Regions from separate parts of the Mus musculus genome. Here region 2 is linked to region 1. Evidence: chromatin loops called from intact Hi-C (ENCODE). Cell type or tissue: gastrocnemius. All regions are shown on one strand. Each heading gives the region's core, and the rest is flanking DNA. Links, peaks and the distances in the headings are about the cores only.

Region 1 (16,030 bases), core at 3,202-11,201:
TTAGAGAAGAGTTCCCAGCACCCAAGTGGCAACTCACAATGCTCTGTAACTCTAGTTCCAGGGGATCCTACTCCTTCTGACCTTCAGGGACACTAAGCACTCATTATGGTATACATACATGCAAGTAAACACTCATACACATACAAATAGAAATATCTTTGTACAAAAAATGTGACAGCCATGTCATGTCATGCCAAGAAAATTCCACCACACTCCACTCTATCCTCTGACTCTTACACTCTTTCTCCCATCTTTTCCTCAACGTTCCTCCGAGGGGGGGTGATATACAGGTCTTATTTAAGGCTGAGCATCCAGTTTTTTATTCTCAGTGACTAGTTATGAATCTCTGCGTTTAATACTGCCCATGAGGGGGTGGACTTCTCGAAGCAAACATGACATCCTCACGAATTCCTATGCACAAGCACAATTATTGGAAAGCAACTTGGTGCACACATCACATCTGTTTAGCAGAACAACATCTGTACCTGCCCTACTGGGGCTGTGACTTCCCCAGCCATAGGCTTTTTAACAGGTTTATAGTACCAGATGTGAATTTCCTCTGAAGGAGTTGCAGTCAGGAAGTGGTTGGTCACCCCCATAGCAGACTTCCCACTAGTGTGTCAGTAGGTGCCCTTTGCCTGGCAGGTCAGTGATGTAGGAAGCAGGGACCCCAGCTGAGTAAGATTACTGATGACAGTTCTCTACCAGCAGCCTGAATAGCACCTTCTGGCATGATGAGGGGTTAGCTAGCTGGGAGGAAGCGCCTTCTCTGCCTCACCTTGATGTCTGTATGCCCTGTGGTCTCTTCAGCACATGTATCTTCGGCTTCACAAGTCTAGTTCTGGTGGGCTACCAACCACAGTGGTGATTGCTTATATTGCTTGGAAGCCTGGTGGGCCTGTGGGACCAACAACAGAAATGGTCCACTCCCAGCACAGGGTTTGCATTTGATGACCTTTAGCTTCTCTGCGCAAGTTTTATCTACTTTCACAGGGTACCTCCATCAAACTCCTTTTATTTAATTCAATTTTTAAATTATCATATCAAGTATCTGGTTTACTTGTGACCTTTTCATAATCCTTAGTTTCGGTTGGCCTTTCCCTCCTCTACTCTCCTTCATCTGGAGACTGATTTCCCTAGACCTTCTCTTCACAGTGTCTCTGGTTGTCACATCCCTCTGATGAAACTTCTTTTTTTCTCTCTCTCTCTTCTCCTTTCCATTCTGTCATGGCAATTCTTTAAAAATAAAAACAAGACTTCATCTGAAGAGTGTCCACAATACAATTTTTTTCAAAGACAAGGCTTTGTAGATCCTATACGAAACCTTATCCTATCCTTTTACAGCTGTGATGTTTAGGAGTGATATTCAAGCTTTGTAAAAGGACTTTTTCCCCCACTTGGGGTTGGAGAGGTGGCTCTGTGGTTAAACTGGCTGCTCTTCCCGAGTTCAACTTCCAGCACCCACATGGTTGCTCATAACCATCTATGATAGGATCTGATGCCCTCTCTGATGTTTAGATATATACATGCAGACAAAGTACCCACATACATAAGATACCTAATAAATTAGTCTTTAAACATATTTTCTTAAAATGTATTCTCTGACGACCACATGCACACACACACACATACACACACACACTATATTTTGATCCTATTCACCCCCTTATTCCTCTCCCACTCCTACTGAGATCCTTCTTTCCCCCCCCAAAAGTCCTCATCCTTGTGTGTGTGTGTGTGTGTGTGTGTGTGTGTGTGTGTGTGTGTGTGTGTGTGTAGAGAGAGAGAATTGTCTGTGACTCTGTGTGTGTGTTTTTGCACAAGTGCCCAATCATGCCATAGACTCTAATTAGGGCTGTGGATCAAGGCTTATTTATTGGAGCAACTGAACAGTGGTTGCACCCCTCAAGAAAATGATTCCCCTTACCCCAGCAGCCATTCATTAACTACCTACACAGCTCCTCAGAGAGGGGAAGGTGCTCACGAGCCCCTCCCACAGCGGGGCTGGAATGTTGACCCGGTTAATCGTGTGTAGGTAAGCACAGCTGCTTGGAGTTCATGAGCACAAAGGCCGTGTCAAGTCCAGAAGGCAGCTTTGCATAGCTCTCCTCCCCATCCTCCTTCCTGCCCCATCCCTCCTTGAAGTCCTCTGGACCTCAGAAGTGGTTGGATGTCTCATCTAGGGCTGAGCATTTCTCAGTCCCAGATTCTCAGCTCTCTGGCCCGTTGTGAATCTCTGCATCCACCTCTGGCCACTGCAAAAGGAGGCTTCTGACTAGCATCTAAGAACAGAGCTAACCTATGGCTTTAAACATCTGCATGTGCTTCTCTGATGCAGAACTGAAATGTTACACTGGGTCTTCCTTCTCTGAAGGATTATCAATAGTATTAAGTAAGTGTTGAGAACATGTCTGTGACGTATCTAGTAGGATTAGTTCAGTAAATGCCACATCAAGCTCTTGACATGAACGCATGTGATAAGTCTCCCACCTCGTTCATTCCTGTTCTGCACCAATGAATCTTAATCTAAAGCAAAACCCAGGAAGCTTATTTGGTTTGTGGAAAACAAACCAAGCCAACAACAACAAGAACAACAACAACAACAATAAAAACCTTATGAATGGCTTCATTCATTGTATCAGTCACCAAGCAATCGAGCAGTGCAGGTCAGGAAGCCAGCTACAGATGACTAATGAATGAAGTTCACATTCCTCCGCCAGGTGTTCAGGGCTTAGATTGGACCCAGCCTGTGTCGAACCTTTCCTACCTCAGTCACTTTGAGCCACTTTCCCCAACAACTTGTTAAGAATGGCTTCCTAAACCAGGCATGGAGACACATGCTTTTAATTCCAGCATTTAGGAGGCAGTTGCAAGCCAATATCTGTGAGTTCAAGGCCAGCCTGGTCTATATATCAACTTCCATTCCAGCCACAGCTATCCTGTCTCCAAGAAAGAAAGAAAGAAAGAAAGGAAGAAAGAAAGAAAGAAAGAAAGAAAGAGAGAAGGAAACAAAGAAACAAAGAAACAAAGGAAGAAGAAGAAAATGAGAAGAGAAGAGAAGAGAAGAGAAGAGAAGAGAAGAGAAGAGAAGAGAAGAGAAGAGAAGAGAAGAGAAAAAAGTCTGGCCGAGGGTTGCCTCATTTTCCTCTCCTTTCTCTCCTGGGCAGTGGCTCTCACGTGAGTCATTGTATAGTACTGATCACTTCTATTATATGAAACCCTCCTAGCACAAGGAGAGAGGCAGCTTTGCATAGCTCTCCTCCCCACCCCCTCCCATGGAGGGAGAGGTGGTCGACGAGGGGTTTTATCTCCTGCACTCCATATTCTTTAACAATTTCAGTGTGCTCACGCATGAATGAGTGATGTCTTAACTTCCTCTGCTCTGCAGACGTGGCGCTTCCCTTTTCTGAAATTTCTCACTTGTAATTTGTTATCATAGTCGTCCAAATGGAAGCCGTCTGACCTGAAAACTTTTGTGACATCCTCCAGGTAGACTTCCAAAGCTAGCTTTTCTTTTGTTTTTTTGTTTTGTTTTGTTTTGTTTTTTTTCTTTGAAAAAATACTGTTGCTTACAGTAGGTTCTTCTAACTTCCCTTGTTTTTCATGAACTCTGTTACTAGTTTGTTACTAAAACATATAAAAACAATTTTATTTGAAGTAACATTAATTTTCCCTCCCAGGACATCTTCCTGTAGTGGAGTTTGAAATGATCACATTGTTCCACTAAGGCCCTCCAGCTCCTCTTCCTTTTCATCCCAAGTCACTTCTAATTACTTCATTTCTGAAGGAGCACTTTAGGAATGACATTTTTTTCAACTGGTGCTGCAGAAATCTTCACTAGTCTTTGTTCCTTAATATAAAGCATTCAGGAATCGAGTTTTACAGACTAAGGTCTGCATCCAAGCTGCAAGACTGCTTTTCCATCTCATTTTGTCTATGGCTTTGTGCGCTGGGTTTTAAATTCGTCTAGAGTTCCTCTCCTCACTGTGTTTGGTAACGGGAACAATATTGCAGCAGACACGATCTTGCAGTTCACTTCCTTCCCCATATTATTAATGAATGTCTTTAAAACCTATCTCTCCCCACCTCTTCTCTATTCTGATGAGCAGTCATTCACTGCCCTGTCTTTTCTGACTTCTTAGCTAGTTTTAAGCCCATTCATTTGTTTCAAACCACAAGTCAGCTCATTCAAGGTGCGATGTGTGAAAATTGCCGTTTCTGTTAATGAAATGAATACATCCTGATGCTAGAAACTATTTCTAGAGCTGGTCAGTTCCATCCTATTTCTGAATACTAATACATCCTATTACTAGCCTCTAACTGACTTGTAAGAGCTATCTTTTGGTCCGAAGTTTTTAATTTTATTATATTTTAATATTTACTTTCATTTAAATATTTTTTATGTGTCTAGTGGATGTTTTGCTTGCTTGCATGTATGTGTGTATGTGCGCACCACACGAGTACCTGGCACCCAGAAGAGGTCAGAAGAGGGCATTGGGTCCCCTGGAACTAAATCTATAGATAGTTGTTAGCTAGCCTCCATTAGTGTACTGCGAACCAAGCTCAGGTCCTTTGCAAGAACAAACGCTCTTAATGGCTTAGCCATTTCTCCAGCCTCTGTTTTATTTTACTTCTGAGACAGGGTCTCATTCTGTAGGCCTGGCTGGCCTGGAATTCACAGAGAGCCACTGGCTCCTGGCTCCTGGCTGCTGGGCTCAAATGGGTTGGCTGACGCCCTGGGCCCCCCAGGTTACTGGTGTTTCTTTGATAAGTCAGGAGATGTGTTTGTGCTTTTTTAGTAGTTAAATGTAGGTCATGTTCGTATATCTGTGCACTAATGAGGAAGAATCATTTCCCCTAGACTGGCTGGGAGGCAAGTTGCTTTCATCAGTGATGATCTGGTGCCCCCATTCATCCCATCTTAATACGTTGGTGAATTAGTTATTCGCTCTTCCTCTAAGTCCAGGCAGCAGTTTTCTTCTTAGCAAAGCTGGACATGGGGAAGTTGATGAAAGACTCAGAGAGCTTTTAAGATTTTACTTCAGAACCAAACAAGGCCATGACAAAACTGGTAAAATATGTGGACATTTTTTTTTTTTATCCCGAAGGCTCCAGCTCATCTGTTTAAAATACTTTCAAAGAAGTTTAGCTCCTGGAGGAAGCGGTTAAAGGCCCGGCTGCGGGAGCATAAGGCAGCATATGCCCTTTGGCCAGAGTGACTTCAGGTGTCCCGAGGCTCCCTTCCTTTTGAATTATGATGGTGCGTTCACCCCTCCTCCAGTCCACTCTTCTTGTCACTTTTCACTGATAAAACAACAGCCACGAAAGGGTGGAACCGTTGAGCAACTCTGCACTTGGTTCATGGACTCTGTGCCAGGACATTTCTTCATTTGTCTGGGCAGCCCTATCCACTCATCCAGCATCCCAGAGCCACCCATCAGTTATTCAGTAGTTAAGTGCCAGGCTAGAGTACCTCAGGCCAGGCAGCCCCTGCCAACCCAGCAGCCATGGGACCTTCAGGACATGGTCTAATGGAGTCCCGCACTCTTAAGATACTGCTAGGGCCTCCCAGTGTTCCTGTCACTAACCTGGCTAGTACAGATCCGCATGGGCACCTCCAGGAGTCAAGGAAATGTGGACCCACGTGGCTCTGCTCAGAGAAAGTTCCGGTGCCCCCTCCTCTCCTTAGTGCCCCGAGAATACATTAGAATGGTAGTTGGTTAAATGATACTTTCAAAATCTTCTCAAGTCTCAGCCAAGAGAGAGTATAACTTCACGAAGAACTGGCTGAGGCTGGAGAGACGGCTCAGTGGTTAAGAGCCACCGGCTGCTCTTCCAGAGGACTGAGGTTCAATTCCCAGCTCCCACATGACGACTCATGATGGTCTGTAACTCCAGTTCTAGGGGATCCAACGCCTCTTCGGCCTCCAGGCACACACATGCAAGCAAATAAAACGTAACTGGGGGGAAGGGTGCTAAAGAGCCGACCCAAAGTCCCTCATGAAACAAAGCTGGGAATGGAAGGGCAATGAGGGCTAAGAGTCAAGGATTCAGGCACAAGGGGAATTCTTTGCTGAGTTTCTTCTCTCTCTACAAAGCACAGGCAGTGTGCTGGCCGTAAAATACTGACAAAGCTCCTCGAGCCGGCCTCTGCAGGTAGATGCTACATGCTCCACTAGACGCGACAACACTTCATAGCTAACGTCAGCATTTGTTACTGTTCTTCTCATGCTGTCTCTGAGCAAAGCTGACCCACACAGACTCTCTAGGATTTGAGCCAATGCACCCTGCCCGCAGAGCACAGTCCCAGTCGGTCCTCTTTGTTAGCATCTTCAGAAGCCCCATTGCCCACTGGGAAGTTTTCCAGTGGTGAGGACTGGGGGAGGTCAGTGCTGGCAAACAGACATGTTGGATGGCATGCACAATTTCTGAGCCACTTCCTTGGCATTTTTGATGTGAAAGGGCTGAATGGGGGTTTAGCCCCAGAGCAGCAGAAAGAGAAGTATTTGAGTAGAGAAGTAGATACACCAATCTGGAGACTGAACAGGCCTCCAGGAAAGAGGACATGCTAGCAGGGCGGGGCGGGGCGGGGCGGGGCGGACCCTTGAGTGAAGAGCCCCAACTCTGCAGTAGCCAAGGGTATGCAGGGCTCCAAACAGGCAACAAAACAATTTTATTCGCCTTCTTCTCCCGATGTTACTTCTTTTCTAGCTCTAAGTGCATGGTACCATTTCCACCACCCTTTCAGCCTCTTTTAGGTGCCCCCGAAATATCATTTCAACAATTTAAGCATCATTTTGAGGAGAACAGTCAAAGCTATGGCTTCTATTCTCCTTTGTATCAGGCCTGTCACCATCTGGGAGGCTAACAGCAGAGTTGAAGCAGGACACTGCTGACTTTCTTGCCCTTTTTCTGGCCTCTTTTTGTTCTCACTGAGGTGTCCACCTTCTCTGGGGGAGTCAGGGTCCAGGGGGAAGATAGAGAATGCCCCATAGATGGCATGTCACTGCTGCTCAGACTCAAACAGTGCTCTTAGCAGTCCCCCTCCCCCATGCACCAGTGATGCTGGTTGCCTGTTGCAAACATGCATCGCCCACATTCCTCAGTTTACCCTTCAGCTTCTGTACTTCCTTAGCCCACCAGCTCAGTCCTTAGGGGAACATGTCTTTTCTGCTCTCTTGTCTACCTTTCCTGTTACCTAGAGCAAGAGCCTCAGCCTCTCACCTTGGGATTCCTACAGACTTCCACACTCCAGAGACATCTCTTATGTTTTTACAAGAGACTAGCAACATGTCTAACACTAGCCCCAGAGTAGGGCTCAGACTCTTACAAATCATGAGCAGGTGTCCTCCATGCACACTGGGAATTGAGGAGGCAGCTACAGTGTGGTTCTGTTGCAGGCTAGTGGAGAGGGGAGGGTCACCTTGCTGTTTATCACCCCAGACAACAGAAGAAACCACAGCACCACCAAAGGGGGGGTCTTTGAGGACGCTCAAAGTGCAATGGTGGGTAGTTCAGAGATGATCTCTGGTTTTTTACTAATAGAAAAACCTAGGAAAGCTGAGACACAAGAAGTTGATTAGGCTGAATCAGGGTGGCAAAGTACATCCTACATCAAATCCAAAGGCCACTCCTGTATACATACAGATTTCACACTCCCTCCAGAAGGCACTAGGTTCAGGGAACTTTCTCATTCCTAGGGACCATTAGAGCCTGGAATCTGAATAACTTACTGTTCCTGCGGAAGGCAGACAAATGGTTGCGCTTTCAGGGGTATCTTGTGAGGCCTGACGTCATCCCATTGAGAAAGGTAGGTGTTAGATGGCCTGAACCCAGGTGCTCAGTTCACCAGAACAGAGGGAAACTCTTGACTCCAAGTCAGCACAAAATGTCACTGAGTCTTGACAACCACAGGTACCTGCATCTCATTTTTCGGGCCCAAACATGTATTGTTGTAGCTGTGTGCATTTGTGTGGAGGTTAGGGGGTTACAGGTCTCCTTGTCTTCTATCCTTCACTTAAGTTACTGAGGCAAGATCTTGAAGCTGGAGCTTGCCAGTTTGGCTAGTCTAGGTAGCAAGCTTGTCTCGTGGTTTCCCCGTCTCTGCCTCCAACCGTCTGGGACTTCAGATGCATTTTTATACCTAGCTGGCCTTCATGCGGGCCCTCAGCATCAGAGCTCCAGACCCCATGCTTTCTCTAGTAAGAGTTTTATCTACCGAGCCATCTCCGCAGCCCCAGGGAAATGCATTATTTTAAAATTCTCTCTCTCTCTCTCTCAGAAGATTTATTTATTTCATGTATGTGAGTATACTGTCGCTGTCTTCAGACACACCAGAAGAGGACATTGGATCCCCATTACAGGTGGTTGTGAGCTACCATGTGGTTACTGGGAATTGAACTCAGGACCTCTGGAAAAGCAGTCAGTGCTCTTACCCGCTGAGCCAGCTCTCCAGCACCAAATGAATTATTTTAAGGAATTTTCTATTCAGGTGTAATTTCAGGTATATATATATGCCCTTGACTCAGTAATACTCACTAATACTTTCTTCTTGGCTTCGCCGTTACCTTTCCTTCTGTGTTCCAGAACCCTTTGGCAGCAGTGGCTCTCTATCCCTAAATAGTGTATGGTTCTAAACTGAAGAGTTCTCTTACCTTGTCTAGTACACTTACAAAGTCTGAAAACCAATATTGCTAAATACCCTAGCAAATCTACCGGCTTTATTCATTGTTCTGTTAACTCAGTAATCTTCATAGAAAGTCCTGGATCTCAATGGCATCCACCGGGTGTCTTTGTTTTCCTCTAATCTGGAACAGTTCTTCAATTTTACCATGTCTTTCTCAGGCTTCCTATTTTTTAATTGAAAAAAAATAATTTTTCATACAATATATTCTGGTTACACTTTCCCGGCCCAATCACTTCCAGATCCTCCCCACAAGAAACACACACACACACACACACACACACACACACACACACACACACATGCACACCCCACAAGAACACAAAAATGAAAACAACAGTATACAAACAAAAGACCACTAAGACAAAAAATATCCATGTGGCACGATGCCTCCGCCCAAGTATAGTTAATGTACCCAGTGAGACTCCAGTGAGGAAAACTAACTTTTCCTTTGACAATAGGTATCAATCGCAGGCCGTTTCTCGGTTAGGAGTGGGAACCCATGTCTACCTCCACCACCACCACCACCCCTCCCCAGTGCTGGGACCTCATCTGGCTTGAACCTATGCACACCCCGTGCATGCTGCCACAGTTCATGTGTGCATCAGTCCTGCTGTGTCCGGAGGACACTGCTTCCTTGACCTCATCCATCACCTCTGGCTCTTACAATCTCTCTGCCACCTCTTCTGAGTGGAGCCCCGAGAGGAGGGGCTTGATGAAGACATCTCATTCCCTGAGGGGAGGGGTTTGATGAAGACATCTCATTCCCTGAGGGGAGGGGTCTGATGAAGACATCTCATTCCCTGAGGGGAGGGGTTTGATGAAGACATCCCATTTAGGATCGAGTGCTCCAAAGTCTCACTTTCTGCATACTGTCCGGTTACTGGTCTCTGTCGTCAGCTCTTCTCTACTGCAAGAAACCTCCTCTCTGGTGATGTCTGAATGGGACACTGATCTATGGTTATAGCAGAATATCATAGAAGTCATTTTATTACTGTGTCCCTTTAATAGAGCAATAGTGTTTTGTTTCCCCTTAGGCATAAGGCCTATCCAGTCTCAGTTTTTTGCCACTCAAGTGGTGACAGGAAAGGGTTCCATCTCATAAAGTTTGCCTTAAATCCAACCAGGGAGTGATTGGTTACTCCCACAACATTTGAGCCACTATTGTACCAGCATAACTTGCAGGCATGCTGTGGTAGATCACAGGGTTTGTAGCTGGGTTGATGGCTACCCTTCTATGGCAGAGTACTTTCCAGTGCCATAAATGCAAGCCAGCAGGAGCAAAACACTTAGGGAGGCAAGGCTTGATGTCTTAATGGATTCATGTCAATTATTTTGTGGAATATCCTTGAATTCTGTCCTGTAGATTTTGGCCTGGGAGAAGCTGTGCCAAGGTTACAGTCTTGCTGACAGATGGGATGCATCTACCTAACTGATACTTCTCTTCACAGAAAGGTGGGGAAGAAGGCAGGGCTGGAGAAGGCACCTTTGAAGGTGAAGTTAGTCTGATGTCTCAGAAAGACCTCAGCTAGTAGAAGTGAAGCAGGGGGCCACTGTTCCTGCACACATCACAGTGTCTGTGCACACTGGCCATGTAAACTGGCTATTGTTCTAAATGGATAGAACATTTGCAGTTTGACTCTTTGATTCTCCAAGAAATTCTTAGTTATCTAACACATTTGAAGTAGTCATATCTTTCTTGAACTAAGCAGAGGTTCCAGTTGCTTCAAGCAAAGTGCGGTACATCCCTCTACTGTGCTGATGTACCAAGCTGTCTGCAATACCCTAAATGAACCCAGGGTCTCTATACAGGGCACCTCTGTGTCTACACAACTTCCTCTGTTCAACTTTCCCTCCAAGTCCCATCCTTCATGGGCACAATTAGAAGACCTGGGCTGTTACAGAGAAATGTTGATAAATGTTGTAAACAATTATATCTTTTTTTTTTTCATTGAGAAGAAATGTTTACTGTTACTCCAAAAATTAGACAAAGAACTGCCATCCATTTTACCACTTCTGGGTTAAAGGGTTTTGAAGAGTCACTTGTTCATTAATCTCCTCCGCACCATCATTCACCTGGGCCAAAAAGTGGAAGCAACCGAGCCCTCACTAAAAGATGAATGGAAAAACAAACTGCAGTTTAGACACACAACGGACTATTACTCAACTGTTAAAAAAAAAAAAAGGAAGTTTTGACACATACTACAGTATGGACTTCAAAGACAATATGCCAAGTCACAAAGCATAAAACTGTTATTCTAGGGGGCTGGAGAGATGGCTCAGTGGTTAAGAGCACTGGCTGCTCTTCCAGAGGTCCTGAGTTCAAATCCCAGCAACCACATGGTGGCTCACAACCATCTGTAATGGATCTGATGCCCTCTTCTGGTGTGTCTGAACACAGCTACAGTGTACTCATATACATAAAATAAATCTTAAAAACAAACAAACAAACAAACAAACAAACAAAGAAACCCAAAACTGTTATTCTACTTATAGGTGGTACCTAAGGGGTTCAAGTTCATACAAAGAGAAGCATAATGGGATTTCTAGGCCCTGGGGAAGGGGAGGTGAAGTTTGAGTCTTGTACATGGAAGGAACGCTGGGAATGGATGGTGGTAAAAGCTATTCACAATGGGAATGTGCTTAGCTACTTAACTATGTGCTTACCAATGTTAAGGTGGTGATCTTGAAAACAATTCTATTTAATTTTATTTTATATGTGTAAATAGTTTGCCTGTGTATATGTAAGTGCATATGGTGCCCACAAAGGCCAGAGGAGGGCACTGGATCCCTCAGAACTGGAATTACAGTAGTTGTGAGCTACCATATGGTTTCTGAAAACCATACCCCGGTTCCCTGCAGGAGCAGCATGAGCCATCTCTCTTGTCCCGAGATGACACATTTTATGTGATATGTATTTATCATAGTGGAAAAAAAATGAAAAGAAAAAGAAGTTATTGAGGTTGGAGGTGGCCCTGGGGAGTTGGTGTCTTTGTAATATTCTTGGCTTTTGTTTCATAATCATGAAGTGGCTGTTATAGCTGGAAACACCCACATCTTGTGGTGGGGTTCATTGACCACAGGATTTCTTCCCTTAAGACTCAATTACAATCATTCTGAATGTGTAAATTATCTTAATCAAATTATTGTCAATATCCCTGGGCCTGAAGATAGGCCCTTCATCATGGGATAACCTGCATTGCTTGTTAGCAAGTAGCCTGGATCAAATCAATGTTTTATTGTGAGAGAGGGGATCAGTATCCATGAAGTCAGAGAGGACTGTCCACTCCTCCTGTCTTCCTATGGTATTGCCTATGTTCAAGTAAAAATAACTTGATAACATTTGCTGCCCAAGGCTCCTTCTGCATCTGCCCCATAGACCTGCATCTTCCTTTGGTCTAGTGTGATGCCCTGTGTATACATACAGACATTGCCTGCAATGCTCATTGCAAACTCACAAGTCCTCTTTGTTCAGCTGTGTATGCAACTCTCAAAAGCTGGACAATACTGTGCCCTTGACTCATACGTACATGGAAAATGAAACAGACACAGGAGGCATCAACTGAATGATTTAAGAGTGGATGAACAAAGGCATACAATGGGATGCTCAGAGAAGTGGCTAAACAGTGTGCCAGAACTCTGCACCTAAAGCTGGTAAGAGAAACCAGAGCTCACCACCGAGGTGATCACAGAGGGCTTAAGCAAGAGCTTTGCTAAAAGTTTCGGGCCAGAGGGCATGCAAGATGTCAGAAGTCAGGTGAGGAAGAAGAAAGGGAAAGAGGCAAGGCATGGGGTTTGAAGTCTTCACCATGGGCTAGGCTGGGCTGTGTGTCACAAGCAGCTCATATTTGGCAGAGAGGGCAGAGGACAGAAGCTCACTGGTTATACACTGTTCTTAGCAGTGGCTTAGAGATAAACATCTTCCTTTTGTGTGTGTGTGGGGGGGTTGTTGCAGAATGTAGGAAAAGTGAATACACTGTTATAAGCTGTTTTTGGACTTAGGAAGAAATCTCCAGGTAAGCCTGTCACTCTGTGACTACAAATTGAATTCAAAACTTTCCATCTTGAGGCTGCCTGTCACCTGCCCAAATCCTTCAGTCTCTCCCCAGTTGTTGATTTCTAGGAGGGCCCATGGGGTTGCCATTGGCATCTTGGGGGTTGTTGTATGGTGTGAAGAGGATGGGGTGGTTATGGTCTTCCTTCTGTCATATAATGGGACTCTCACTACCCTGTGATGCCTGCTGAGAGAAGGTCAAGACCCAAGCCAAGAACATCATGTTTCAGAACCCACGGGGCAAATCTGGCAAGAATGGTCACTCTTCAATTTCTAGTTCCAAAGCAGCACTGTGTGGGCTGAAAGACTTGTAAAATCAGTTCTCAGCTTTGGGGTTTCCCCTCTTTCACCATCAGGACTGCACTAGTCTAAGGTGCCAGTATACATATGTAACGTTTGTGTCATGCTTAAAGCAACGAACATTCCCAGACTTCTCCCTTGAGTGTTCCAGGCTCCTTGTCAGCTTGTGCTGGTTCTATGACTCAGTGAGACTTGAGAGGGAGTCCTCTTTGATCTTCCAAAAGATTTTGTGTTCTCCGTTAGGAAGGATACGTAAGACAGTTGCCATGTTCTCCCATAGCCCCGTCATCTCCTTTTGTTAAACAAGAACATTTGCCTGGAAATTCAGTAGCCGTCTTGTGATCACACAAAGATTTAAAAGACCTAAAAGTTCTGAAACCCTGAGTTTCTATACGAGCTGTGGACTGCTTCCTGCAGTCCATTTGTTGAGAGAGAGAGAGAGAGAGAGAGAGAGAGAGAGAGAGAGAGAGAGAGAGAGAGAGAGAGAGACTCTCTTCCTGTCTAAGCCACCATCTGTCAGTCACTGAAAGCCCAACACAGCTCCTCCTGGCTGCACCTTTGACTTTTGCACATTAGGTGCTGATGTTGTTCCTCCATCTTATAAGGGCCAAGTTGTTCATTCACAAATCACCTGATGGACAATGGTCTGGAGTCCTGGAGGGGTGGCCTTGCCTGCTGTTGTTGTTACTGAAGGAATGAGTTATGTCTCCCCCAAGGGCAGTGGAGATTTTGATAGCCTTAGTGCAAGGACCAAGTCTGCTGGCAAGTGCCTCTGGCCATGTGCTCTGCCTCTGGACAATTGACTTGATATGTCCCTCTAGAGAAATGTAAGGGTTTGGAGCAAGCCAGGCCAATATCTTGGACCACATAGATGAGGTGATGATATTAATTTCCAGAACATAGGACCACATTTCAGAGAAAAGGCAAGGTTGTGTGGCCAGAAAAGAAATAGAAGTTTGGATAAATTTATAGTTTCTTGGGATAATTGAACCAGTGATCACCCAAAATTTAAGCATTCTAGTTTGTTTTGTTGTTTTTAAACCTATATAGTGTAGATTCCTAGGACTGAAGTCTGGAAATATCTTCACAGAGACAGAGAGGGCTGATGGGAATCCAGCCGGGGAGATTATAATAAAAATTTGAAATTATGCGATCGTCCCCTAACACCTTATCCCAGTAGTCCTTCTTGGTGAGCATATTACCTGCAATGAAGCAAAACAAAGCTCTTAGTCCCTGTGTGAAAGGGCTGGACAAAGAGTTAGACTCTGGGACTTCACTTTGGGGAGCAAAGGATGCAGGGAAGCCATATTTGTCCATCGTGATCATGTCTTAATCAGGGCAGCTGTTCCATCCGGTGTGCTTGTTTTATGCTGTGGACAGCCAGGGAGATATCTTAGTAGTGTCTGCATCCCCAGAACCCATGAAAATGCTGGGTATCCATGGCAGGCTGCCTATAATTTCATCTCCAGGAAGGTGGAAGGCTGAGGTAGGGTATCCCTCGAGCAAGCTGACTAGCTAGACTCGTGGAAATGGAATAGTGTGAGAGGAGTTGGGGGAGACTCCTGAGATGGCCTTAGGCCTCTATATGTACACACACACACACACACACCCCACAGACACACACATGTATAGACGGTCAATAGATATTCTATAACTTTCTTTATTCAAATCTCTTTTCTCCCTACAGGGTCTTAGATTTTTCTTTTCTTTCTTTGTTTGTTTTTCAAAATAGGGTTTCTCTGTGTAGTCCTGGCTGTCCTGGAACTTGCTTTGTAGATCAGGCTAGCGTCAAACTCAGAGGTCCTCCTGCCTCTACCTCCTGAGCGTTGGGATTAAAGGCGTTTGCCACCATGCCCAGCTAGGTCTTGGAATTCTTAAACAGGAATTCTTCCAGTTTAATGGTTTTTGCAAAACTAGTTTCTATTCAGATTACCAGATAAGAGGTGATATGAAGGCCTAGAGAGGTGGCCCAGAAGGTGAAGGCACATGCCACCAAGATTGACAGGAGTTTGAGCTCCAGGACCCACCTGAGTAAAAGGCGAGAAACCACTCCCCAAAGGACTTGACCTCCACAAGTACCATGTTCCTGGGACTGTGTGCTTGCCCCTGCCTCCCATGCGTTCTTTCATGCATACATACCCCAAATAATAAAATATAATAAACATTTTTTAAAAGAATATCATAAATGTGAAGGAATGTTTAAAAGGAGAGAAGCCATCTTTTACTTTTTGTCACTAGAATGGGATGACGTATTTCCTGGTCAAGTTTCTACCTGGGACACCTTGCTATGAAGGGTTGTTCTGTATACTGAAAAGCGCTTAGTGGTGTCCTTGGTCTCTGTCCATTGGCCACTCACATATCTCTCAGTTGTGACAACTAAAAATGTCTGCAGGGGCTGGAGAGGTGGTCCAGTTGTCACAGTGCTTGCCTTAGATGCGCAGCCCTTTCCAGCCTTCTTCCCACTGCTAACTTGGGTACCACTGGGATTGCGGTTCAATCCCCAGAGCTGCATCCATCCAGGAAGAGTGGCACATACTGTAATCTCAGCACTCCAAAAGCACCCATAGGAGGAACAGAAGTTCAAAGTCCTTATAGGCTAAATCATGAGTTTGAAGCCAGCCTGGGATGCATCAGACCCTGTCTCAGTGTCCTCTGGGAGAAAAAAAAAATTACCCCCAGTTGAGAATCTTTGCTCTATATACCCATTTCTTATACAGCATCAGGGTCACTGTGGTCATCAACCTGTCAAGACTGAGAGCTCTGTTCACCAGTGACTGGGTGAGGTTCAAAGAAATAGTCTTGACAAGAACTCCCCTAGATCTTAAGGAATAGCAAAGATACAAGAACGGAATCCACAGCAACTCCTATTCAAATCCGTCTTGTATTTCCTCTAATGTACAACAGTAGCTGGGCTCCTCGCTGTCTCTTCCTGGGACGCCATTCTCTGTCATTTCTATGTGTCTGCCTTCCTTTTCCCCTCTGATACCTTTGGG
Region 2 (16,030 bases), core at 3,971-11,970, 41 kb before region 1:
TGACTACTGAGAGCTTCCTAGAGGGAAAGGTGCTAGCAATCTTAGGTGGTCACGTAGTTTGAGCATCACGTCGTATGACCTCCTCACCCTGATCCCTGGCTCCCTGAAGCTCTGCGTAGTGACTGAGTGCTCGGAGAAGAATCCCCTGGAAACACTTTCTGAGTCTCCGCAGCTAGGAAGCCAGAGGCTCCTTCCTATGACCCTTCATGCCTTAATGCTTACATACATTTGTTGCTCAACCCACATTCATTAAAACTTTGTTGAGTAATTAATGACTTGCCATAGCTTAAGTGGATTAAATGAAAAAATAAGCTGGATTCTCAGTTTGGTAAAGAAATGATGCATGAGAGCTTTATTTTGAAGTTTCTAAAATATTTAAAATAAGAAATTAGTCTAAGAGTATAAAACAGAATTATTTCTAGGTGGTTTTGACAAAAACAAATAAATGAATAAAAAGGATATACTTACTGTACAACAAGCTGCTGGCACACGGTTCCATTCTCTGTTATCAGCTCATTCAGTCTTAACTCAAGGTGAACCTTTCCCTAGGACAAAAAGAAAATATCAAACTCAGTCTATTTTATTTTGCTAACAAAATATTACAATGTACTTCTATCCAAATGGCACACATAATTATTCACTAACCACTATTACATATCTCTGCATAGATTTATTTGTTAAATGGCTAATAATCACCAATGTATGTGCATGCATGCGCATATATAGCAAAGTTCTGAGAGAAAACATTCTAATATTTATATGAAATATGACAGGTAGAAATTTAGGAACTTTATACCTGCTTAATAAATGTTTATATACTGCAATGACCACAGTATTTCCTTAAAGAAGGCACTTATATTTTTTGAAAACATAAAATAAATTAATTTCTAAAGCTATGAAATTAAGTTAAAAATAGTAAGAATCAGTTTTTTAAAATATACCTTGTCAACTACTGAAGATTGATTTAGAATCTGCTATGTTTTAGGAAGTCCTATGGGAATACACAGGAGCAAACAGCTGTGTAAGACACCGTCACTACTGACCAGAAGCTCATGACCTAGCCAGAGAGACTGTAAGAGTGACACTATACGGTCAAAGCACTGATGGAAGAATTGGAATAAAATAGAGTTCTCTCTTACACACAGCTGGTAAGAGATGAATTGAAAGCGCAATTTAGTACGTTTTAAGGAACTCAAGGCATTAGCTTCCTCAAGAAAGAGCTTAGGGACAATGTAATCCAGAGCTTGGGTATCTCTTCTGCTTACTGGCGATGAGCAATCCTAAACCGGTTAACAATTAGTGCTGCCTTACCTCCACATAGCTGACAAGACAAATTCCCAGTGCCAAGTGGAGATCTTGGGGTGTGATGTCTAGGGCCTGGTGTACTGAGTGATAGTATCAGGGGTAGGGATATTTGCACTCTAGTTACAGCTTCTCTTCAGAGCCCTTCTAGACATTCATTTAAAGATATAATCTGAATCACCTTTATTACTTTATGCCGACTTTTCTTATGATACTGAATCTCAGGACCATTAGCTGTGAACTTTAGGCTAGATGACTACTACACAATGAGCAATATACAGTTATGAGTCATAGTGCAAAGGTCTGAATGAGAGAGATACGCTCTAACGCAAACAACAAAAGGCGTCAATGAGAAAACGAGCAGTCATGTAGAGTTGGAACTAAACAGAAACAAATATTCCAGAAATAATAATCTAGGTATAAATATGGAACCAAAAAAATAGTCCAGAAAAAAAATCTAGGTATAAATATGGAACTAAAAAAATAGTCCAGAAAAAAAAATTTAGGTATAAATACTGATAAAATCATATATATCTTACAAACTCGGTCCTTCACTATTCCTGCATTGAGCATTTACAACCTCTGCGTTTTGATACTGACCTTGAAGGTCTATACTATGTAGTAATTTTTAGTGTTACGTGTGTGTGTGTGTGTGTGTGTGTGTGTGAGAGAGAGAGAGACAAGAACAGAAGACTGTAAGTGGAGTGGGAGTTTAAAATAGTTATCTTAATTTCTTTTAACATAGGGTCTCGCTATTTAGTCCAGGCCAGCCTCAAACTTAAAATATATACCACCCATTTGTTTGTTTGTTTGTTTGTTTATTTTGCCTTGTTTTTATTCTAACAGAAAATAAAGTGAAAAATCTAGCAAATAACTGGAAACTATAAATGAATTAAATGATAACTTTAGAGCTAAGTACTAAAGTAACTGAAATGAGATATATCTAACATCAGATCAGCCACAGCTAAAGGAGAATAAACAGGAGTGAAAGGCTCATCAATAGAAAATGTTCATGATGAAGTACAGAGGAGGGGAGCGCTTAGGAGACATAAGACACATACACAACAGTCTGGTTCTAGTACAGGGAGCCTGGAATCCCAGTACAGAAAGTCAGAGACGGGAGAATCCAGAGAGAATTGCTTTAAATTTTCTAAGACCTGTGAAAGACATTACGTTACAGATTCAAAATCTCCTAAAAACATATCAGTTGGATAAATAAGAAGACAGCATACCAAAGCACTAGTGAGACAGCTGAAAAGATAAAAAGGAACCTTAGTGCAGCTGCTATCTCCTGGTATCAAAAAATGCACAGAAAACAGGTTTGTAAAAACAGGCAAAAAATAATGCATAAAGATAAAATCCTCTCACATCTAAATAGTCTTTAAATCATAGAACATTTTAAATATTGAGAATTTCCTCATAAAAATGACTGAGACTGTTTCAGCATGAGACTGCTCTCTGGTTAAGAACACTGGCTGCTCCCACAGAGGACCCCAGCACCACACAGCCAATCATAAATGTCTGTAACTCCAGCTCCCGGACACCCGATGCTTCTTCTGGATTCCAAGAGTACCAAATAGGCATACGGTGCACATGCACACATGTAGATACTCATACAAACACACAGACCTTAGAGACAAATAAAAAAGAACTCTGTATGTTTCAATTGGTTTAAAAAACTTATGAGGCGAGGAACAAATAAACCAACTAACACCACCACCACCACCACCACCACCACCACCACCACCACCACCACCACCACCACGACGTTATGGCTCCCGACAGAGTTTCACTGGTTGTTTTGAGTTCAGGTCTGGCTACACTGCCTAAGCTGTTCAGTTTCTGGAGTGGCTGGAGCTACAGGCATGCATCATGCATCGCTACAGCAGCTAAGACAGCTTTAGTTATAGAAATTGCCTCTAAATAATTTTAGACACAACTGCTTGTCAGATGAAAGACAAAACTTTACTTTATAATATCTCTTATATTAATGGCAAGATTTTTTTCTCCTTAAATAATAATTTAATAATGAGATAAAGAGTGGGGCACAGTGGCCCACACATGTCATTAGTTCCAGCATTCAGGAGGAGGTAGAAGTAAGCAGATCTGAATTTGTCTGCACAGTGAGTTCCAGGCCAATCAAGACTATATAGTGAGACCTTTTTTCAAAAAAATAAAAAAATCTAAAAAGAAATAGAATGGCTCATTTCTGTTACTTCCCATATACAAATTCACAAAGTTTTAAAATCAATCTATAATAATAATAATGAATTATGCTTTTATATTATGATCCCTTAACTGAACATGTGTTTAATGTCTTGATTTCTTCTTAACTGGCTATTTAAAACAGTGGTGGTGCACGTCTTTAATTCCAGCACTCGAGAGGCAGGCGGATTTCTGAGTTCGAGGCCAGCCTGGTCTACAGAGTGAGTTCCAGGACAGCCAGGACTACACAGAGAAACTCTGTCTCGGAAAAAAACAAAACAGTAAAACAAAGGCCATTAAGAAAAAGTATATACCGATCGATAACTTACAGTATGATCCAGATGGTCAAGCTTATCCTGTTGGATAAGACTTACTAAGTAATTGCATCGAAAGGACATAACTAACATTGCATCTGGCATAACATGTGGGTTTGCTGCCTGTACATGTTGTGTGAGACCCCACCCATAATCAACAGTCTTATGCAAAGCATGTTTTTTATCGAGGTACCTAGGAAATAAAGAATGGAACAATGCTTATAAGGTGTGAGTTTCAGCATCTCACAGCTAAGAGGATGGCTGTATTATCATCACTTGTATGGAAGAGAATAAAGAAAATGTACACCAACTGGAACAGACTGACAGCCAGGATCATAACCAGGACTGGAGCCTAAGGAAGAGAACGCTTCAAAACCAGAGCAGCAGGCAGCCAGTGGAGCCCTGATAAAAGTGACGTGCCCATTTGCTTAGGGGCATCAAGTCCCAAGAAGCGAGTCTGAAGGCACACTACAATGGTTTCAAAAGAAAAGGGTTCATGTCAGAGGGGAAAATGGCAAAAAACAGAGTCAAGAAAAAGATTTGTATTTTATTAAAAAGGTAGAAAAGGGGCTGAAGAAATGGCTCAGCAGTTGACAGACAGCAAGCACTGCTCTTGTAGAAGACTCAGATTTGACTCCCAGAACCCAGCGTGGACTCTCAACCACATCCGACTCCTGCCCCCCAGGGGATCGGATGCCAGTTTTTGACTTCTGTGGGCTTTGCACACACGTGCTGCCCCTAATACACTCAGGCACAGACACAGACACAGACAATAAATATTCTAAAAATCCTGCCAAGGAGCTGAAGACATGGCTCAGCACTTAAGAGCACTGCTTGCTTTTGCAGAGGACCTTGGTTCCAACACCCCCAAGGCATTTCATAACTGTCTGAAACCCCAGTTTAAAAGGGTCCAACACCTGGCTTTCACAGACACTAGGCACACATGTGGTGCAGACATACATGCAGGCAAAACATACATACACATAAAGTATTTTTTTAATTAAAATTCTGTCCAAAAAGGTAGAAAATGCACTCATTAAATCCTGCTACCATGAGCTTCTAAGAAGAAAATAATCAGTAAGTCCAATAAGCAAGAGATAAAGTAAAAGGCTAAGATAACAATCAAGTGCGTGGTATGAAATGGGAGTTACTAGTGAAGCTCCTCACTCAAGGAGTGACCGACATTTACACGTGTCACTTCCTGGATCTCCACAGACACGTGGTCCTTTACACCGAGGTCCTCATTCCATAAGTGATCTTCCACCAACAAATCGGTACGGATTTGAGTTACAAATACTAATTAGTGGTAATGGCAGATAACTAAACTGCTTCCTCTCCGAGATAAAGATGCTGATCATTTCATCCACTCAATCCCCTAAACAAACGGGCCTAACCCAGACTCCAGAATGAACTGCCCTGCAATGTCTCCAACCTCATTAGACTTTAGTGGACAGTGACAAAAATTTAGCTAACTTCTCTCTGTAAATTGAGTCAGATCTTTGAGGATGAGGAAGGTATATGGACAAAGAGACTTAAAGATGAATATAGCATTTTACAAGAGGCACTAAGAGTAAACTCACAGAAAGAAACAAAGGAAGAGATATGTACTCTCATTAGGCATATAAAAAGAATGGTTGACATCTTTAGGAATCATTAAGTGAGGAGATAGCTCAATTGCTAAAGCGTCTGCCATGCCTGCCTGAAGATGAGTAACTCCCACCAGCCACCCAGGAAAACAGGTGTATAAATAAAGATGGGTATCTAATACATTCTGAATATCTGCCCTTATATCCTCATCCTGCATATCAAGGGAACTTCTCTTTACAAAGGACTAGAAACATTACAGAAAACCGCAACCAACAAAATGCAGAGCCGTGGAACCCAGTCCCAACAGATTCATCAACAATACAACTCCTGCACCTAAGGATCATTGTGAAAGGGGAGTGAGGGGTGGAGAGACTGTGAGAGCCAGAGGATCAGAGAGTTTGCTATGGAATTATGTCTCCCAGTAATGTCAGAAGGTACACCCATGAAGTTTCACAGAAATGACTGCCTAAATACAAGCGGAACAAGGATGACAACAGACACGCCTTTGTGGGCTGGGGTGAGGTAGCCCAGGCGGGGGAAGCCCTTACCCAGAAGGCTACACCAATTGGGCATCTGACACCAAACAGTCAGCCCAGCCTTATACAGATTAAATAGGTGGTAGTCATGCTAAGAATATATGCACACATGCGCACGCACGCGCACGCACACGCGAGCACACACACACACACACACCCATACCCACACACACACCGACATACACACACACATCCCTAACAACATTTAATGAAAAAAGAAGTCATAAATTTGAAAAACAACAATGAGGGATATATGGGAGGGCTTGGAAAGAGGAAAGGGGAAATAATATAACTATAGTATAATCTCAAAAAAAAAAAGAAATAATTTTTAACAAAGATGGTTGTAGTGTTGTACTTGGAAGTCCTAGGGAGGCAGAGACAGGTAGATCACTGGGACTTGCTGACCAGCGAGCCTAGCAATAGTGATCTCTAGGTCCCACTGAGAGACCCTGTCTGAAAACCGAGTTGAAGTATCTTTAAGAATGACACCCAAGGTTATTCTTTCTCTAAATACACAAGCTCACACATACACAGGCACCTGCACACACACACCCAGAATCTTTTTTCTCTTTTGTTGGAAATTGGTTCTAATGTTTGGTCTTATTTTGGCTTCCAAAAGTCATGCTTTCTTCATACCTGAGGATTCCTGCCCCCTACTGGCTTTGACTGATAATGAAGAATTGCTGTGCAGCCAATGGTTGGACAGGGAGATGGGGCGAGACTTGTGTGGACAAGGGACCCAAGGATGGGGAAGCAAAAAGATGAAACTTATAGGCCTGCAGGCAAATAAGTATCTGGGGCCACTTCCCCACTTGGGTCTGGGGTAGCAGAGATGAAATACAGATTTTTAAAGATGTTAACTCAGAAATATCAGAGGGGAGTGTTTGCTAGCCATGGGGAGGTTTAGAAGTGTCCAGCCATTCAGCTAGTCAAAGCATATCAAAATTAACTGGCATGTGTGTGTTTGTCTTTTATTTGGGAATCTGAGCTCTTGGGCGGGTACAGTGAGAGCGCAACCTGCTAGGAGCCAAAGCGGTTTAACTAATTCACGGCTACACTCTTTATTTTGCAAGTATATAGTTATTTAAAAGAGAGTGAAAGAAGAAAACATAACTATTCCTTTTTCAAAATGAAAAATGAAAAGCCACAAACATGAAAAAAATCAACCAGTGGATCACAGGTCTCACCTGCCTTACAGTACATTGCTGCCGAGTTGGGGCTACTGCTAAGAATGACACTACACAGCGTTTGTTCATCAAAGCCCCAGATAAAAACTAATGTTCTCTGTGGCAGTCAACCATGTTATGAAGACTTAGTCACTTCAAGGATCATTTTTAACTTATGTGAATTTCTATCTTGTGTGCTACTGTCAGAACCTAACTGCCATTACCACGAAGTATCTGTGCAAATGTCTGGGAACTATGTAGCTCACATTCCCGAGGAAGTTCCTGTAATTTGACTTCAAACAGCTCCCTACACACTTTCTAATGCATTCCCCTTTGCCCACTAATTTGGGTAGGCTTCTGTTCTTATATTTTGATGCTCCCTGAGCAATTCTAATCTGTTGAATTCTTTCTATAACTAAGAGTACACGTCACTGAAAGACAGCACAGTGCTGTGACTAGGAGTTAGGCAGATCTCTAATGGGATCACATCTTCTATGACTAAGTCCTTTAATCCTATTAATATAATCTGCAAAATGAGGTTAATATACCTACCTCATAGTGCTACTATGGGCCTTAAATGAGATAATGTATATTAAGTACTCACGGCTATACTTGGTACATATTTTATAATTACTAAAAGTAATCATTAGATTGAGTCCTGGCTAAATGTAATCTCATTGCTTTCTATGCTGCCATCTATTTTTCTTTTTGCATGTCTTTAAAAGATATTATAAAACTTATACAGGGTAAACAACAAAACCTGAGTAGGCTCTATATTAGTTTCAAGCTGTTTTCAAATCTTTTATACTCACAAGGCTAGTGTGGTATTTTCAGATTGTTTGTGGCTAAATAATAATATTCCCAATGATAGCATATTACCCTGAAAAGTATTATCCCTCCCTCCCACCTCCTACAGCATTTTTCTTTTAAAATCTATTTTAAGTAGTGGGTAAGTCTTACTAATTACCATTTAAGATAAAAGTTCTGGAAAGGCTAATGACTAATGGGCACGGAAGCAAACAGTACTAAAAATGTAAATGCCAATACTATATATAAAACATAATGGCTTTATAGATACACTGTCAGATAAAGCCTGTGCTCTAGTATTAGTTTCTGGTATCACCTCCAAGATTTACACAAAGAACACATAGAGCTCTATATTTTCAGAATCAAAATCTTTTTTTAAAAGGATTTATTTATTTTATGTATGTGAGTATACTGTCACTGTACAGATGGTTGTAAGCCTTCATGTGATTGTTGGGAATTGAATTTTAGGACCTCTACTCGCTCTGGTCAGGTCCTCGTTGAACCCTACTCACTCAGTCCCTGCTCACTCCAGCCCAAAGATTTACTATTATTAATATATACACTGTAGCTATCTTCAGACATACCAGAAGAGGGCGTCAGATCTCATCACGGGTGGTTGTGAGCCACCATGTGGTTGCTGGGATTTGAACTCAGGACCTTCGGAAAAGCACTCAGTGCTCTTACCACCTGAGCCATCTCGCCAGCCCCCAGAATCAAATTCTTAAATCTAGAAAAATGTATGCTGGTCATTAAGAACGTACTAAATAAATAAATAAATAAATAAACTGTAATGAATCTTCTAAGTAATTCCATTTCAGATCAAAATCTTACAAGCCTCTTCTTCTCTTTCCTCTTGTTCAAATCACTGACAGATTAGATGGGTGCAGTGGTGTACGCCTAGAATCCCAATATTAAGAGAGCACTGTGAGATCGAAGCCAACCTCAAGTACACATGAGCAGCATACTCAAATGACTGACACCATGTGGGCGTAGATGGAAAATGTATTAAGTCATGTGTCAAAAACTGAAAATGGATAATCTGGTAAAGCTATATTAGAAAGCCACCCGTGTTGGCTAGTTTTAAGTCAACTATCTTCAAGCTAGAACTATTTGAAAAGAGGAAACTTCAACTGAGAAAATGCCTCCATGGGGGCTGGCAAGATGGCTCAGTGGTTAAGAGCACTGAGTGCTCTTCCGAAGGTCCTGAGTTCAAATCCCAGCAACCACATGGTGGCTCACAACTATCTATAATGAGATCTGATGCCCTCTTCTGGTGTGTCTGAAGACAGCTACAGTGTACTTATGTATAATAATAAATAAATCTTTGGGCCGGAGCGAGCAGGGACTGAGTGAGCAGAGATCCTAAAATTCAATTCCCAACAACCACATGAAGGCTCACAACCATCTGTACAGCTACAGTGTACTCACATACATAAAATAAATAAATCTTAAAAAAAAGAAAGAAAGAAAATGCCTCCATAAGATCCAGCTGTGGCTGTAAGATTCTTAGTGATTGATGGGGGAAGGCCCAGCCCATTGTGGGTAGGGTGTGCCATCCCTGGGTCTGTGAACCTGGGTTCTGTGAGAAAGCAGGCTGTCAGTAAGCAGCACTCCTCCATGGCCTCTGCAATCGGCTTCTGTCTTCAGGTTCCTGCCCTGTTTGAGTTCCTGTCCTGACTTTTTTGGAAACTGACGCGTAAGCCGACTAAACCCTTTCTTCCTTAACTTGCTTTTGGCCATGGTGTTTCACTGCAGCAACAGAAACCCTAACTAGGGCACCACCAGACTGAGTAGTGGTAATAAATTTACATCTGTATAGAAGCAAACAGGTTTTTGTTTGTTTGTTTGTTTTAAAGACAGGGTTTATGCAGCCTGGCGGCCTTCACTTCCTAGGTGCTGAGGTGACAAATGTGCGTGGACAACATTCAGTTTCTGTGGTACTGCGGATGGCACTCAGGACTTTGTACATGCGAGCCAAACACTCTACCAACTGAGCTACAACCCAGCCCTAAATCAAGTTTTAAAGTATTCTCGATCCATATTAGTCAAGCATGGTGAATTTTATTCTCCTTTTACAGAAATGAAGCTCAAGGTCATTAAACTGAACATATGAAAACACCATCAGCCCATTCTACTTCCTCACATGGCTTCTCCCTTGGCACCAACAATGCTCTTCCTGAGAGCTGAATGATACATATGGTCAAATGGACAGACAGAAGATTAAAACGGGGTAGAGTAGATAAAACAGAAAAAGTACTTAGCTATATTCTGTATTTAAGAAGGGATTTTTGCACACAATACTTTTTTTTTTTTTTTTTTTAGAATTTAATCACAGAGACTGCATAAAAGGTTATGAAGAAATGGAGACGTATTTTATTTGCAAAGTATCTGTGGGTATGCTTTTTGTCTCTTTGTTTTAAACTTCTGAGTCTTAGCAGCAAATTATAGCCTGCTTAAGAGACAAAGAATCCTGCCTGGAGTTATGCCCTTGTGAATGGCTACACAATCATTACCATAGTTAATAAGTTTACAAAAAAAGAAAAGAAATAAGAGAGAGAGAGAGAGAGAGAGAGAGAGAGATTGATTCCCTTAGAATTAATTTTTAAGTCATAGAGACTTAAGCTTTTTAGAAACTTCAACAATACATTTCTGTTCACATATAGAATTTATACAAGGCCTTTTATGTGGCAAGGGGAAAAAGAATAGATTAACAAGAATAATTATACCCCTTCAAATAAAAGGAGGTAAACAGGAGGGGAGGTAGGAATGAAGGCTATGCATTGCAGATTCAGGCATGGTTTAAATAAGGAACATTTTTTTCTCCACAAATCTAGTTTATTACAAATGGAGTAAATGCGTTCAAATGAGAATTTATTATTTTCTGGTTAATTCCTGTATGGATACATGTATATATATGTATGTATATAGGTGCCGTGCACATGAATGGAAGTTAGAGATGAGAGTTGGTTCTCGAGGGCTGGAGAGATGGATCAGCAGTTAAAAGCACTGACTGCTCTTCCAGAGGTCCTGAGTTCAATTCTCAGCAACTACATGGTGGCTCACAACCATCTGTAATGGGATTTGGCACTCTCTTCAAGTGTGTCTGAAGACAGTTACACTGTACTTATATATCCATAAAATAAAAAAAAATCCAAATGGAAAAGCCATTTCCTTCCAGCTCTCTATTACTTTAAGGTCTATGTTTGGTATTAGAATGTAAAATAAGGTATTACAAGTTCTATCAGTATAAACTAGTATAATTAGTTGGTTTTCACTGGTTTTTCATGTTATAATCTCCTGATTATTTAACTTACCTGAACTTCTGAATTTGAGTCAATCGGCTGCAGTGAAAACCAAGTTTCTTTACCACTATGACTGCACAAGTCTTCTTTTTTGATGGCTACTTTTCCTACAGAAAATAAATAAAGTGATGAGAAACCATAGTTTATATAACCTTATGGTTCATAAGCATTGTTATATATTTTACAGAAAATATTTTAATTTGTATGTGCTGATATAAAAATCCACCGTTACTCCTTTTTTTGAAACTGGATGTTGCTATGTAGCCCTGGCTAGCCTGGTACTTGCGATTTAGCCCAAGATAGACCTAAACTCATGGTAATCCTCCTGCTTTAGTCTTCTGAGTGCTGAGATTACAGAATTAAAAAATTTGTTTCTATAAAGTTTGTTTTTTCTTATACCTTAAAGAAGAAATGTCCTGTTTCTGCTTGCCCACTGGAAGGCCCTTTTGTGGGTCATTCTGAATCAGGGCAGTAGAAGGACTCAGCTGGACTTAATGTAACTATGGTGTGTTAGCACTTCCTCAGATTAATATTCAGGATAAAAACAGAATCTAAATGGCAATGCTATATAATTTTCCAGGTTGTGAAGCACTGTGGATGAAGTGTGTGTGCTGTTAATTCTGAGCAGTAACACCTGCATTTAATAAGAAGTTATATGCTCCAATTAAGTGAAAGGACAAACAGTATCTTACCTATTACTAACAAATGTGCAAAGTACCTCAAAGATCATTTTATCAAACATTACTAAGCTAGCTCTACTGCTTTAGCCATCAAAGCTGCTCCCTAAAGCGCTTGTGTCTCAGGGAAAGAGGAAATACCGTGAACAAAGGAGGATGAAAGGAGAGAAGAAGCAAATAATGTTCAGATGAAGCTCTTGGTGTGCTGGGGCAAAGCACTTCCTTCCTCAATGCAAGCCCTGGGAAGCATCGTTTTGCATGTGACTAACCATTCAAAGACCGCACAAAAGCTCCAACAAAGGAGATACAGGGTAGTTTAAGAGTAATTCACGTCTTTCCTTGTTTTAAAAATACTTTCCTTTTAAGTATCCCAACGGTAGGTTATGTCTTTTTTTTTTTTTTTGATTTTTTTTATTAGATATTTTCTTTATTTACATTTCAAATGTTATCCCCTTTCCTGGTTTCCCCTCCAAAAAACCCCATCCTTCCCCCCTCCCCCAGCTCACCAACCCCCCACTCCTGCTTCCTGGCCCTGGCATTCCCCTATACTGGGGCAACGAACCTTCACAGGACCAAGGGCCTCTCCTTCCACTGATGACCAACTAGGCCATCCTCTGCTACATATGCAGCGGGACCTATGAGTCCTACCATGTGTTTTCTTTGGTTGGTGGTTTATTCCCTGGGAGATCTGGGGGTACTGGTTAGTTCATATTGTTGTTCCTCCTATGGGGCTTCAAATCCCTTCAGCTCCTTGGGTCCTTTCTCTAGCTCCTTCATTGGAGACCCTGTGCTCTGTCCAATGGATGGCTGTGAGCATCCACCTCTGTATTTGCCAGGCACCGGCAGAGCCTCTCAGGAGGCAGCTATATCAGGCTCCTGTCAGCAAGCTCTTGCTGGCATCTGCAATAGTGTCTGGGTTTGGTGGTTGTTTATGGGATGGGTCCCCAGGTGGGGCAGTCTCTGCATGGTTGTTCCCCCAGTCTCTGCTCCACACATACTTTCCTTTTAAGTATCCCAAACTGTATGTTATGTCTTACAACATAACCTTACTTTTAGTTCAACAGTTGAAAACAGAAATGATAAATTTTTATGTGAAGCTGTATCAACTTTAAATTATCAAGTGAAAAGGAAGATAGAAAAACAAACAGAACAACATATGTGCGTGTATGTGTGTGTATTTTTTTTCTTTCTGGAAGCAGGTGGTGATTATACAATTGTCATACTGTGTGATTTCAAATTTTACAAATATTTTATCTTGATAATCCCAGCACTAGGCCAGCCTGGTCTACATGGTGCATTCTAAGACAGCCAGGGCTGTAAAGAAAGACCCTGTCTCAAAAAAAGGGGAGGGGGGAGAAAGAATTTCAAATTTAAAAAACAGCTGCCAAGAACACTACATAAAACTATTTTCTTTACCCAGGATTTCCAAAAATCTTATCATTTTTCGTATGTTTTGCTCTGATATGTGCATGTGTATGTGTATAATATGTAAATGTACAATGATCCCTTCTCTAAGTCTTTAAAAAATAAGTTTTAAATATAATATACTTTAAAACAAAAAATTTTGTGGTATATAACTTATACCTTAATAAAGTTGTTACTTAAACTTTTAAAAACATATTACAGTTTTATGTTTAGCTCTTTATAACTTAAAACTCAATACCTGAGACAGGGTTTCTCTGTGTAGCCCTAGCTGTCCTGGAACTCACTCTGTAGACTAGGCTGGCCTCGAATTCAGAAATCCACCTGTCTCTGCCTCCCAAGGGCTGGGATTAAAGGCGTGCGCCACCACGCCTGGCTTTTCAGATGTATAATTTAAAGAACAAACATTAAAGTACGGAACCAGATTTGTAGTAGAATGGCAACTGCAGCAATAGTCCTCAAGAGACTGAAAATCCAATCAGTCTATTAACACACAAAATTCAAAACACAAAAATCTTTAAACCTATGAATCTGTTTTCTTTTAAATATTTTGAGTGAAATCTAATACAAAGATAAAAAATCTTTGTGTGACAGTTAGAATTGTAGAAAGTGACACTAGAAAGATGTACTTCAGGGCTTTTAAATTGAATTTTAAGCTGAGAAATGAAGGGAAAACAAGACAAGTCCTCAACCTTAAAAGGGAGGGTTTTAAAATATTTATGTGGATGCTTATTCCTTTGAGCAATTCATGCCCACATTCTAAAAATCACATCGGTGCAGTTACAAGCAGTGACTCAACTTCCACCTTGCCTCAACTTAAGACTATTTAACCAAGCATGGCCTAAAAGCCGCACAGGAACGAGTCTTTCCTACTATATGTTTCAGATCACAGGAAATACACCTGACATCTTCATCTTCCCAAAGGACAACCCAGACCCCGGGTATAACATTTCAGAAGTAAATTATCTGCTTATGCCCTATAGGTTTGTTTTTAACTACAAATCGTTTTTCTTAAAATTAGTATTTGCTTTTTAATAAAAATATTTGTTTGGTTTTCTTTTTCTCTAGATGGGAAGTCTGACTCTGTAACTCAGAGAGCCTGAGATGGACAGCAACTCTATGTCACAATAGAGAGCCTGAGATGGACGGACAGACAGCAACCTTCTGCCAGTCTCTTGGTGTGAACGTCTATGCCTGATGGGTTTTACTTTAATAAGCAGATATCAAAGACTTACAGAAAGAATGAACATAATACTAATGTTGTAATTATAAATAATTATGAATAGTACCTACCTATACGAAGATCTCTTTGTAAAACATTTTTATCATAAACATAAAAAGACAAATACTGGAAAGTTCTTGGAATCTCAAAATAAAATTCTTCACTGAAATATGGACTAGAGAGAAAAGAGAAATCTCATTATATTAAATAATATATATTTATTATCACTATTAAAATGGTACCAATAATAAAATCACATTCAAATTTTACTTTCAACAAACATCCATGAAATTATAAACTAAAATTCTTGAGAATTTCAAACAAATTCTATACAAATCGAGGTGAACTGAGGAGACTTTAGGTGCCAAATGAATTCTAAACATACAGCTTTGCAGAAGGTCCTGTGAACAGAAGAGTTAGTACCTGCCTAGCCATGCTCACCCAAAGCTGACATGAATGAGAGTCAAGACAAAGCCATTCGTATTATTATCTTAGAAAGATATAACCGGCAACAGCTGTATAATACTGAATATCTAAAATGAATAATGCTATATAAAATATTTAATTATATTAGAAATAGACCATTAAGCATTTTTATTATCTTTCCGGAGTTAATTTTGAATTATATAATATCAAATCTGATCTATAGAGGCTGGTGGTCTTTGATAAAATTACAAACCTGTGTAGCTTCTACCTCAATCAAAATATAGAATACTGTTAGCACCTTAGATAGCTGAGCAGTGGGGGTGGGTTCCAGAGGTTTGAGCCAGGGAGCTTGTGTATGCTATGCAAGTATGTAAATGTATCTTTTATTTGCCAGATACAGTTGTTGTTTCAGAGGCTTACTATTGAATAATCTCATCTGTTCAGCTCTTTCAACTCTGGCTGGCTGGTTCAACTCAGCTGTTCTGAACCAAACTCCTCTCCAAGCTGACTGATTCACACTGGCTCCTCTTAGCATCTGACTGAATTGCTCTGCTTGGCCTCAAACTAACTCTGGCAATCTGTTCTAATCTTCTGGCTCCTTCTTATTCTCTGTCTTTTATCTGCAACCTACCTTGGTAAAATTCTCCCCACCCCTCTATGCTGCTCTCTTAAGTCACCTCTCTTTCTCATGTTGTGAGAGCTGAGCATATGCCATCACTGACTCATTCTGTCAAATCTTTCTCTGACTTGTCATTTTGTCTGCCCCTCACGGCTGCTTCCTTCTACAAATTAACTTTACCTTCGTTGTTTAGGATTAAAGTTGTGTGCTAAGGGTGAGCCTGTACTCCAGCCAGATCACAGAGTCCTAGAAGGCTTTGGATGTGATCCCTTGCCAGAACAGGCATGATGCTGGATTAAAATTCTTTTACATCTCCCCCCATTCTGATTAAGCTAAATACTGTATACATTTTAACTTTTATAACACTAGTGCTCTTTTACTGAGTTATATTCTTAGCCCAGTGATATGATTTCTTTGTATATGTATACATATGTGTACAAGTGTG

Evidence for each region. A loop is a pair of places that touch in the nucleus more often than their neighbours do. Peaks named below come from ENCODE experiments on the same cell type or tissue, not always from the same donor. Only the 100,000 strongest peaks of a DNase experiment are listed, where the experiment ranks them.
Region 2: it touches region 1 in a loop (2.2-fold over the local background); 1 of 42 quality-filtered maps calls a loop at or near these places.

The regions. Positions count from the first base shown.
Region 1 is chr9:96,633,334-96,649,363 of GRCm38, forward strand. No RefSeq gene overlaps it. Among named protein-coding and RNA genes, the nearest start is that of Rasa2, 9.8 kb to the left of the region's middle. In gastrocnemius, for the core only: no CTCF peak of the experiment used is centred there; DNase peaks (open chromatin) are centred at 5,486 and 6,344.
Region 2 is chr9:96,591,482-96,607,511 of GRCm38, forward strand. Rasa2 (RAS p21 protein activator 2) reads right to left here. Exons shown (of 24, transcript NM_053268.2): 3 at 14,612-14,715; 4 at 11,232-11,326; 5 at 469-545. Among named protein-coding and RNA genes, the nearest start is that of Rasa2, 32 kb to the right of the region's middle. In gastrocnemius, for the core only: a CTCF peak has its summit at 8,506 (motif pointing right); a DNase peak (open chromatin) is centred at 4,509.